2 separate regions of the Homo sapiens genome follow, and region 1 is linked to region 2. A link is a contact called in ENCODE Hi-C or POLR2A ChIA-PET data. All regions are on one chromosome and are shown on one strand. Each heading gives the region's core, a stretch centred on a gene start or an enhancer-like site at or near the end of the contact. The rest is flanking DNA. Distances are from core to core; before and after follow the strand shown.

Region 1 (5,834 bases), core at 2,612-5,111, 58 kb before region 2:
TAAAGACAGGGTACTCCATGTTGGTGAGGCTGGTCTCAAACTCCCAACCTCAGGCGATCCTTCCACCTCAGCCTCCCAAAGTGTTGGGATTACAGGCGTGAGCCATCGCACCCGGCCTGCTCTTCATTCTTTTTTATGTTTGCATAATACTGCGAACTACCATAGGTAACTACCATAGTTTATTCAAGTAGTCTCCTAAGAGTGGACATTTAGATAGTTTCCAATATTTTGCAATTATAAATGTAGAAATAAATACCCTTGTGCAAGGTGGTTTTTGTTTTGGTTGTGTGCCTTCAGGGTAAATCTCTACAAGTGGGGTTGCTGGATCAAGAGAGAAATAAATTACATACGTAGGTTTATTTGATGTTGTAAGTTTCCCTCCATAGACATTACCAATTTGTATTCCCACCAGCAGTGGATGAAAGTGCCTGTTTCCTTGCAGCTTTGCCAACCGTGCATTTTCAGACTTTTGTATTTTTGCCCTCTGATGGGTGACAGGTGGTACACAATTGTAGTTTTCTTTTTCACCTTTCTCGTGATGTTGACCATCATGTTTGTATTTTTGTGTGTGTGTATGTGAGTTTTTTCATTGGTTTTACCCTTTTATTATGGATTTCTGGCTTTTTTCCCCCAATTCTTAAAGAAGTATTTGCCTTTTATCTGTAATATATATTACAAATATTTTTCCCCAATTTGCCATTTGTTTTTTGATGTGGTTCATTGTGGTTTTTTGCCACACAGATTTTTAAACATTTTTGTACATAATCGAATGAGAAATCCTTACTCCCAGAAAAAGAAAACCCACGTGTTGGTTTGTTTGTTTTTTTTTTTTTTTTGGAAGGGGGGGTTGTTTTGTTTTGTTTTTTAGTATTTTTACTTTTTCATTCATATAGGTTCATCTGTTCCATGTGGATCTTGGGTCCATTTCAGGTTTATTCTTATATACGGCACAAGGAAGAGTTCTAATTTTATCTTTAAATGGCTCTCCAGTTGTCACAACACCAATTTATTTAAGTCTATCTTTACCCCAGTGATTCGTATTATCTTTGTCCTGTACTTGATTTCTTTATGTAGTTGGTTTGTTTCTAGACATTCTACTCTATTCCATTTTCTCTCTGCCTCTGCACACACTAGCACCACACTGCTTTAATTAGGGAGGCTGTGTAGTGTGTTTTGAAATCATCTGGGCCTGATCCTCATCACAGCTCACTCTTCAGGGTTTTTCTGGCTTTTCTTTTCATATGAGCATCAATATCAACTTGGCTGGCTTCAAAAAAGAGGACATTGATATTTTCTTTTTTTTAATCTTATGGGCCCTCTCATTCTAGATTCAGGTATTTTTTTTTTTTTTTTTAATTTCTGGAAAGTTCTGTTGGATTGTAGTCAAATGTTAGTCATGTTTTGTTTTGATTTCTTTCAGGGACTCCAGTTATGCATCTGTTGGGCCTTCTTTGCCTGTCTCCCACTTTAGCCTCTGGCTGCTTCCTATCTGACTGCGTTTCCTTGTTTCTTTACCTCATTTTATTCTTCTAGATCTTTTCTTCCCTTTCTTCAATTTTTCATTAGATTTTTGTTTCAATTTGTTCTTGTTTGGTCCTCTTATAATTTCATTTCTGATAAGATTTTATCTGTTTCTTCTATTTCTTCCCTGAGTTAAATCAGCTCTTCTTTTCTGCATGCTTTTGTCTAGTGCGTGCGTGTGTGTTTGTGTGTGTACGTGTGTTTTTGTGTTTTGAGACAGGGTCTTGCTCTGTCGCCCAGGCTGGAGTGCAGTGGCGCAATCACAGCTCACTACAGCCTCTGCCTCCCAAGGTTCAAGCAATTCTCTTGCCTCAGCCTCCCAAAGTGCTGAGATTATAGTTTGTGAGCCACTGCACCTGGCCGTGTGTGTGTGTGTGTGTGTGTGTGTGTGTGTGTGTTTGTGTGTTTGTGGGATTTTGTTTTGTTTTCTTTTTCGTATTCCTGAATGTTTATTTGAGGATATTTTATTTTAGTTTGGAGTGTTACATGCTAGAGTTTCTTTTGCCTTGTGTTTTTGTTTCTGGTTTTGTGTTTTGTTTCTGGTTTTGAGGTAAGAATTATCATCTGCCCATGTTTGTGTGAGATTGATTCATGTGGCTGGGGGAGTTGGTACCCGTCTGTTTTCATTGGGGTGTGGTGTCTATCACACGAGTATAGCCCAGCTTACTCACCCATTCTCTTGGAGGCAGAGATTTAGATTGTTTCTGCCTTTTGGCTGTTAGAAGTGGTGCCGCTGGGAACATGCTTGTACTTGTCTTTTGCTGAATGTCTGTCTTTGTTTTTAAAGTTTGTTTGCATTCATACTGTTGAGTCATGTAAGCTTATTGTGCCAGAAAAAAGCATTCATGCTCTGAGGTGCCCTGCACCCGCACATGTGTTTGAGAGCGCACAGAAAGTAGTTTAGAAACAGGCGTTAGTGGGACAGACCTGTGTTTATGTTCCTGCTCCAGCACGTGCTGCTCTGTAACTGTGGGCAGTTGGCTCAGCTTCCATGTCTTCATCTATAAAGTGCAGTTTTGGGGGTATGGGGCGGTTTGCAGCAGTCTTCCCCCAGATCGCCACCTGCCTCCTGGACCTCGTCTGGCCACTGCCGTCTCTTTGTGTGGCAGCCCCCAGCCAGCTTCCTCCACACGTGTCCCTCTGTCCCTTTGTCCCATTCCTGTTTTCCGTGGTACTCAGCACAGAGCTTGCACCGTGTGAGCCTGCCTGAGACAGCAGTGCCTATTTGTGTTTGCAAGACCTCAGCTCGTGTGCAGGCTTCATGAAGGCAGGGGCAGCGTTGTCACGTGCATAGGTGGGTGGGCTGGAGAGCAGTGCCTGGCACCAAGGAGATGCTCAGGAGGGGCTCGTTAGCTGGGTGGGCAGACGAGTAGGAATCGTCACAGGGCCTCGCCAGGGTAACTGGGGACTAAACGAGGGGCAGTGATACGACTTCGGCTGCCACCATGCCAGCTGAATGTCACACAGAGGCATTTGTACTGGATGGTGACAGCTGTTCACAAGAGGATATTAGCATTTATTCATCTGATCACCACTAGTTAAGGGCTTTGATCTACCTAATGTGTTGCATGGAGATGGTTAATTTGTGTGTTTATTTTACAAACAGAGACATTAAACCTGACAATGTCCTTTTGGACGTGAATGGTCATATCCGCCTGGCTGACTTTGGATCATGTTTGAAGATGAATGATGATGGCACTGTAGGTATTTTTGTTGGAGATTTTCCATTTGGTTTTGGGTTTGGCATATAGTCAGAAGGGAAGTTTTCAATTTGAGGTACAATTAAGAAACCAAGTATATTAATTCAGAAAATGAATCCATTTTGGAGATAGTTGAAATTTTCTGTTTGGGGAGTTTTGTTTCCCAAATAAAAATTAAGTTGGAAAGCATCTTTATTGCTTTTTATGTTTACAAAAGTAATATGTGTGCCTTCCAGAATGGGAGTTGTCAGGTTTCCTCAATCCCAAGGTGGCTAAAAGCATGCCAGCCCTGTAGCAGATCGAGGGCGCTCCCTGCTTCTTCCTTAAAGGGCCCTGTCCAGGCTGGTCGGGTGGGCAGGCATTAACCATGTAACTGTACTTTCTCACTTGTGTTGGGGCAGGTAACTTCCTGCTAGGGGTTTCCTCTCTATGGGTGTTGTAGACCTAGAAATAGAGTCCTAGGTGCTCAGTGTTACGGGGCCAGCTGACACTCCCGCCAGCAGGGAAAGAACAGGAGGTTGCCCCCGGATCGGCTATCACCAGGAGACCCAGGCTCAGGCCACAGGCCCTGTGGTCTCCACCCCGCAGTCAGACCAGCGTCATGGCCGAGTAGCCTGATGGGGGCAGTCCCAGCTCTGCTCACACCCTGTTGGCAGCTGCTTGCAGCAAACTGCTTTCACTGCGTCTGTGGCCACTGTTGCAGTTTTGTTCTTACATGTTTGGAGTCTTTTCTTTTTTGAAACCTACACTTATCATAAGGTCTAACATCAAATAGTTTTCCGAGAGAGCAATCCCTTTCTTGCCTACTGGCGGATTTTCAAGCAGTAGTGGAAGCACCCATGTGACTGGCTTCAGTTGACAGCGTTTTATAAGAAATAAAGCAGTTTGCTCATTTTCATTCCACAAAGCCAGTCTCTTGTTTTTAATAGTCTTGACCACATATTGATTAATTGGTAGGCGGGTGCTGTCCTCCACTCCAGTCTTCCAGTGACTAGAACAGGTCTGAACCAGAACATGGGTTACCCTCCACACCTCCACACCACCCTGTCACAGTATAACCAGAGCATGGGTTACCCTCCTGACCTCCACACCACCCTGTCACGGTATAACAAGAGCATGGGTTACCCTCCTCACCTCCACACCACCCTGTCACGGTATAACCAGAACATGGGTTACCCTCCTCACCTCCATACCACCCCGTCATGGTATAACCAGAACATGGGTTACCCTCCTCACCTCCACACCACCCCGTCATGGTTTAACCAGAGCATGGGTTACCCTCCACACCTCCACACCACCCTGTCACAGTATAACCAGAGCATGGGTTACCCTCCTGACCTCCACACCACCCTGTCACGGTATAACCAGAACATGGGTTACCCTCCTCACCTCCACACCACCCCGTCATGGTATAACCAGAGCATGGGTTACCCTCCTCACCTCCACACCACCCCGTCATGGTTTAACCAGAGCATGGGTTACCCTCCTCACCTCCACTCCACCCCGTCACAGTAGTTGTTCATCGTGGAGTCACCGCCCAACACCCCAGTGGTCCCGCTGTCTGTAGGAGCTCCTGTGGGCTGGCCACGCACTCGTGCAGGGAAGTGATAGAGGTGGAGTTCTCTGCTGATCCATTCAGCCTGAGCAGTTCTCACACCACTGGCTCTGGGGTGCTGCTTGGACCCTGTGTCTCTCTTCCCAGAGGGGACCCTCGGGAGAGCCTGGCCTTCCCCAGACAGGCCTGTGGTTGTTGTCTCCAGTTCCTGCCTGAGCCTCAGTCTTAGAGACTCAGCCCGTCAGGATGGCCCTATACTCTCCATCGTTCTCTCTGCTTGGATGATTTCTCAGCTTCACCAGGCTCCTCCCGCTTGCTCTGAGGTGGCCCGTGCCCTCGCAGCTTTCTGCAGAGGTGTCACTGTACTCTGGCACCTGCCTGCTGATGTAGATAGCAGGGGAGCTGTTTTCTCCCTTGCGGGGGTAGGAGCGGTCTTAGCCTCCTGGTGCGCTGTCCAGGGAATGCCTGAGCACCCGGCTAATGCCTGGACCAACTTCTGCATGTTCCCATGAGGAAGACCACAGGGTCGGCTGCAGGTGAGCAGCCTTAGTACCCCCAGAAGCTTATTAGAAATGCAGCCTCTTGTGCCCCACTGGAGTCTTTATTCTAAAAACAGACCCTACACAAGACTCCCTGCGTGCTGCACATGAAAATCAGAAAGGCTGGCCTGTGCACATGTGGCCCCTGCATCACACTGGGAGCAGTGACAGAGAGTGGGAAATGCCAACCCTGGGGGATTGGAGAGGCACTGTTTGGGGCTGTGGCTGGTATTTGGGTATTGACAGACCATGTGTACAAGAGTTTCATGCATTCTGGGAGCCGCATAATGTTTAGTGCTTCAAAAGGATATTTATTTGCATTGAATTTTGCATTATTGAGGTTTTTAAATTCCGTTTTGTTTCGTTAGAGACAGGGTTGGGGACCATGTTGCCCGTGTTGGCCTTGAGCTCCTGGGCTCAAGCGGTTCTCCGGCCTCAGCCTCCCAAGTAGCTGAGGCTACAGGCTCGAGGCACTATACTCAGCTTGAATTACTGGGTTTAAAAAACACGATCATTCAT
Region 2 (5,412 bases), core at 1-2,500:
CCAGGTCCTCGTCGCGCGTGAACGTCTGCGGGCAGCCGGGTCCCCACCGGAGCCAGCCCGAGGAAGAGACTTCACCTGAGTGCTCAGACCCAACGTGTGCAGACCAGGAGGGGCGGGGTCGGGCCGAGGTGGGGAGAGGGGACCCGAGCCTCCCTCCCCTCAGTGCTCACCCGGCCCAGAGCCGAGATGCTGCGGACACGCACGGGGCTAGCGCCAGGGCCGAGCCCCACGCGGAAGGAGGCACTAGGCGGAAAGAAGACGTCGTCGTGGCGGCAGGGCACGCGCTCGGCGTCCACGAAGAAGAGGCCAGGTGCCTCGTCCCCAGAGCGCCACAGGTGCGGGTCATGCCAGGAGAAGCGGTCAGAGTCGCGGAAGACGGCAGGTTCGCCTGAGCCGGAGCACATCCCTGAGCTCCACGGAACAAGCGCCGCGCCACACCACGCCACGCCACGCCACGCCACGCGTCTGAGCACGACCTCCCAAGCCCCGCTTCGGGACACTTCCGCCACTCCCTAAACCACGCCCCCGGAGGCGCCCTCCCTCCGGTCCTCGCCCCCCTCGACGCGCCTTCCCTCCAGTCCCCGCCCCTGAACATGCCTTTCCAGAGCCCCGCCCCTGCCCGACCGCCTCACCCGCGCCACAGTCCAGGTGCGAGCCCACGTCTGAGACGCCGAATCCGGCTCCTGAAGCCAGGACGAGTTCCCCATCCAGCGGCAGGAGCTGCAAGAGACACGGGCTGAGGCGGCGCCACGCGGGGGTCCGGGCCTGCTCCGCGCCCACCCCGCCCCCAGTCCCCTGGGACGAGAAGCCGAGACCCTGTGCACGGAAGGAGCCCGGGCGAGCTCAGGCCCGGGGTCCTCGGCCTGGCTGAGGCTGGCAGAGGAAGCGGATCTGGCCTGGGAAAGATGGGGCCGCGTGGGCAAGGCCCCGAAGCGGGCACAGCCCAGTGTCCTGTCCCTGAGCTGGAGGTCTCACAGGCCAGGGGCAGAGCCGGAGCCGGGGAGCGAGACGGAGCCGTGGGGAGTCTGGGGCGGAGGTGACTCTGGCCAGGGCCTGTCGCCTCCCCCCGTAGCCCCTTGAGAACGTGCACAGGCCCAGGGCTCCCAGGTTCCAGGAACTAAAGTTTCGAAAGTTGCCCGGCTCCTGGGGAGTCTGAGGCCGCGCTCTTGGTGTGTGAGGGAGGGAGGGAGAGGCTGCATCTGGCGGCCAGGGGTGCAGGAGGAGGCAGGGAGTGTAGCGGGGAGGTGGAGTTGCCCCTGCTGTTTCCTATAGGCTTGGGCTGGGCCGTGCAGCTCCCGCACCACAGAAGTGGGGCCACAGCCCAAGTCTCGGGTGTCAGCAGAAATACGGGGGGTCTGACTGGCCGCCCCTCACTCCCCCTCTCCTCCAAGTGCCAGGACCTCAGCCTCCTGCCTTCTTGCTTCTGCACTTCTCCCTCAGGGGCTGAGGGTGAGCGCTGGGCCAGGGCAACCCTTGCTGCCAGGTTGTGAGGGGCTCAGCACAGCAGGGCGCGCCCACCCGAGGCAGGACCCACTCTTCGGCCCTTCCAGGAGCACTGCACCTGAGCAAGAGGCCAACACCCCCAGCGACGTGAGGTCACACTTCAGTTCCGTGCACACCTGAGGGTGTGGCACTGCCAGCAGGGCAAGTCCCCCCACAGGTGCAGAGGTGGAGCCGTGGGGACGGAATGTGTCATAGCTCAAAGCGCCTCAGGAACAGGGAGGGGTTCCCAGGAGGAAGCATACCAAGAACACCGTTTTTTAAAGAACGAAGGGGAAAAATAGAAACGTAACATAATAGTTGAACAGACGAGCACAGTAGGTAAGGCCAGGAGTTTGAGATCAGCCTGGTGAGAAACATAGTGAGACTCCATCTCTACAAAAAATTTAAAAATAAAAAGAGGATATAATTTTTAAATATAGGGCAACATTTATAATAGAAACCAAACTTAAGGCCAGGAGCGGTGGCTCATGCCTGTAATCCCAACACTTTGGAAGGCCGAAGCGGGCATATCACTCGAGCCCAGGAGTTCAAGACCAGCCTGGCCAACATAGTGAGACCCCCATCTCTACAAAAACTACAAAAATTAGCCGGGCGTGGTGGCACAAGCCTGTAGTCCCAGCTACTCGGGAGGCTGAGGTGGGAGGATTGTTTGCGCCCAGGGAGGTCAAGGCTGCAGTGAGCCGTGATCACGCCATTGCACTCCAGCCTGGGCAACAGAGTGAGACCCTGTCTCAAAAAAACAAACTTAACAAAGTATTGATGAATTAACCAATACAATATAAGACCTCTACAGGGAAAACTTTAAGATGCTAAAGAGGCCATGGATGACCTGAAATATTTAGAGAGAGTCCGTCCATGCTCTTGAATGGATGGCTTGACAGCATAAGGCTGTTATTTATCCCAATCAAAATTCCTGTAGTCTCAGCTACTTGGGAGGCTCAGGCAGGAGAATCGCTTGAGCCCGGGAGGCAGAGGTTGCACTGAGCCGAGATCACACCACTGCACTCCAGCCTGGGTGGCAGAGCAAGACTCCATCTCAAAAAAAAAAAAAAAAAAAATCCAGGGTTTTTTTGGTGGTGGTGGTGGTAGTTGTTACCTGGCAAACCTATTCTACAATTTATCTGCAACAATGAGATCCACAAAGAACCTTGGAGCAGGAGTGAAGGGGATGGATATTAAGCCATCCTGCAGAGCCACTGTGTGGATAGTGTAGGGTCGGCAAAGCGGCCTGTGGACTTGAAGACAAGGCTCAGAGAGACCCACAACACCCAGGCACACGACGGATTCCAGCAGTGCTAGAACAAAAGGGCAAGGCGGAGGATGCTGGAAGCTGGGTTCACTCTAAGGAGAGAAACACAGCAGGAGCCCTCGCTGGTGCACGTGCCCCATAGGTACACAGTCCATTACCATTGTGACTGAGGAGCAGACGCGATTCTCAAACGAAACAGAAAAAACACAGTTCTAAGGTAAGGCGTTTTGCATTAGGTCGATTAAAATGAAGGTTTCTGTTCAGCACAGGACACTGCAGGCAAGTCCACAGTGAGCAGACTTGCAAAGCCTCCAGCCAAGGCAGGGGGATGGGTGAAAGACAGGAGACTCCCCCAACAAGAAAGCAGGCAAAAGGTAGAAATGGGAGGAAGGGCAAGGAAAAGGAAAATCGCAGGGAGGGACGCTCCCAACCACAGAATTACAAAGTAAGGCACTGATGTGCACGGCCTGTTACTCGGGCCTCATCTAGGCAGATGGATGAAGCTGGGAGCCAGGGGTGTGGAGGGCAACATAGCCGACGCGGGCAGGGGATGGGGGTGCTTGGGCGGCTCTGGGTGAATTCGGCCTCTGCAGGCTGGGACCCTGGGGCCACTGTCCCCTGCCCCTGCGCTGTTCCCACCGGCCAATGGATGATCAATGAATGAATTATTGAATAGATGAATGAATGGAGTATTGCCTCCTTTCAGAGCCCAAGTGCTTCCAAAGGAGATCATGAAAGTAAGGAGGCCGGCAGGGGAGGGGAGTAGGGGGAAATCCATGCCCTGGAACCCCCAGCCCAGCCTGACTCCTCTGCCCACAGGTCCCCCATCAGCTCCCAGTGCCCCCCTCACTCGGGCTGCCTGGTTGCCAAGGTTATGCGTGGGTTCTGGGGGCCGGGCCACAAGGGGCAACCGCCTCCCTCTCCCTGCCCTCCTCCTGTTTCCCGGGTGGGAGCGTCGCCATCTTGCTGTGGGTGCCCTCCCCAGTGTGTGGCAGCTTTTGGGTTAAGGCAGCTTTGGAAAACCTGAAGGAAGGAACCAAGCGGCCCTGGGGTGGAAATGAGGCCCAGGGTCCCTGACCCCGCATGGGGCAGGAATGGGCCAGGCCAAGCCCATTGAGCCATCCTCCCCACCCGCACACGCGGGGGCCCCAGGCCTGGACCCCACATCTGGAGCCGACACCCCGACCCAGCTCACCAGTGACCCTCACTCAGGAGTGACTGAGCTGGCAGGTGTGCAGGTGACAGGATGAGGACGCAGCCCAGGAGTGGCTGTGAAGGGGCTGGAAGGAAGCTTTTGCCCAGAGGCTTGGCCTGCAGGCCCCACAGTCACCCTGGAAGCTGGTGGGCTGCCGATGCAATGGGACAGTGGCCACCGAGGATACTCAACCAAGCGGGCAGGCTGTGTGCCAGTGAAGCTGTATTTACTGTCGCTGAGGTGTGAATGTCATATATTTTTCAAGTGCCACAAAAGATTGTTCTTTTTTTCCCCAACGATTACAAAGTGTAAAAACCGTTCCTTGCTCCACCCGTAGGGGCTGCATTTGGCCTGTAGCTTGCGGAACTCCACCTTAAACAAGGAAATTAGCTTCTTTCTCTGGGGCCTTATCAGAGCCTTTAATACGTGATGAAGCTCCAGGAAAGTGCAGGCTGCAGCATTTCCCAAACTTACCTACTCATGGAACCCGCTTTCCTCCCAGTTCCCATCATGTTCTTGGAGTGTTGTGTGAAGCAGTTTGAGAAAAAGGTCCCCTAGGGCAGCAGTCCCCAACCTTTTTGGCACCAGGGACCAGTTTTGTGGAAGACAGTTCTTCCATGGACTGATGGGAGTGGGGAAGGTTTCAGGATTAAGCTGTCCCATCTCAGATGTCAGCCACTTAAGGAGTGCACACCCACCCAGGCCCCTCGCTGGCGCAGTGACAATAGGGGTCCCTAGGAGAATCTGATCTGATCTGAAGGGAGGCAGAGCCAGGCAGGAGTGGGCTCGCCTCTTCCTGGGCGGCCACTTCCTAACAGGCCAGGGACCCGGATGGTGGGTAGAGGGGGGGGTGTTGGGGACACTTTCCCTAGTGTTCTAAAGATGGAGCTTTAGGCACCAGGACAAGGCAAGGCTTTGGGGGAAGGGCATGGAGCAGGCGCTTCCTGGGAAGACCACCCACTGCTGGGCATCACAAGGGCTGTGGGGACAGGGGTGCCTCCCATCCCTCCCAGGACACAGCCTGGCTGGGACCATGGGACCAAGCTCCCCTAGGTTCCCCCCCACTCCCTGCCTCCTAGAATATTCTCCAGAGGCCAAAGTCCCAGTCCTGCAGTGCCTCCATGCCGGTGGGGTCCGCCCTCAAGGCACAGCAGTCCCTGAAGGCGCTTCAGAGACTCTGTGAACCCCCAGCCCAGTGGCAGTAGCAGCCCGGCCTTACCATGTCTGAGACGGCGTGACCTTCTTGCACCAGGACTGACACCATCTGCAGGAAGAAGCTGCCTCAGCCGAGCCGGGAGCAACCCCCACCGGGGCCACACGGTCTCAGGGGTCCAGGCCCATCACCGACCCCGCCGGCGCTCCCAGGCACCTTGTCCGCCGGGAACTCAACGGCGCCGCCGGCGCACGGGGTCCGGTTCTGGCTCCAGTTGGCTGCGACGTCGAAGTCCGTGTTGGGGACCCAGAG

What was found. A loop is a pair of places that touch in the nucleus more often than their neighbours do. ChIA-PET counts read pairs that join two places held with the same protein, here RNA polymerase II (POLR2A). Pooled maps may share reads with other maps.
Region 1: a pooled map shows a loop between it and region 2 (2.4-fold over the local background). The contact joins two enhancer-like sites. A Hi-C loop is called at or near these places in 2 of 50 pooled maps. POLR2A ChIA-PET finds 5 or more read pairs at or near these places in 3 of 52 experiments (A673, AG04450 and Caco-2).

Annotation. Positions count from the first base shown.
Region 1 is chr14:102,983,874-102,989,707 of GRCh38, reverse strand. It overlaps CDC42BPB (CDC42 binding protein kinase beta), which reads left to right. Exons shown (of 37, transcript NM_006035.4): 6 at 3,128-3,221. Among named protein-coding and RNA genes, the nearest start is that of AMN, 64 kb to the right of the region's middle. RefSeq lists enhancers at 1,998-2,631, 2,632-3,266. Within about 2 kb of position 3,861, at least 2 of the 41 ENCODE cell types and tissues checked have a DNase peak (open chromatin) inside an H3K27ac peak, as active enhancers do.
Region 2 is chr14:102,923,734-102,929,145 of GRCh38, reverse strand. It overlaps AMN (amnion associated transmembrane protein), which reads right to left. Exons shown (of 12, transcript NM_030943.4): 2 at 5,317-5,412; 3 at 5,167-5,211; 4 at 633-720; 5 at 171-388; 6 at 1-25. Among named protein-coding and RNA genes, the nearest start is that of AMN, 3.8 kb to the right of the region's middle. RefSeq lists silencers at 658-847, 4,698-4,896. Within about 2 kb of position 1,250, at least 8 of the 41 ENCODE cell types and tissues checked have a DNase peak (open chromatin) inside an H3K27ac peak, as active enhancers do.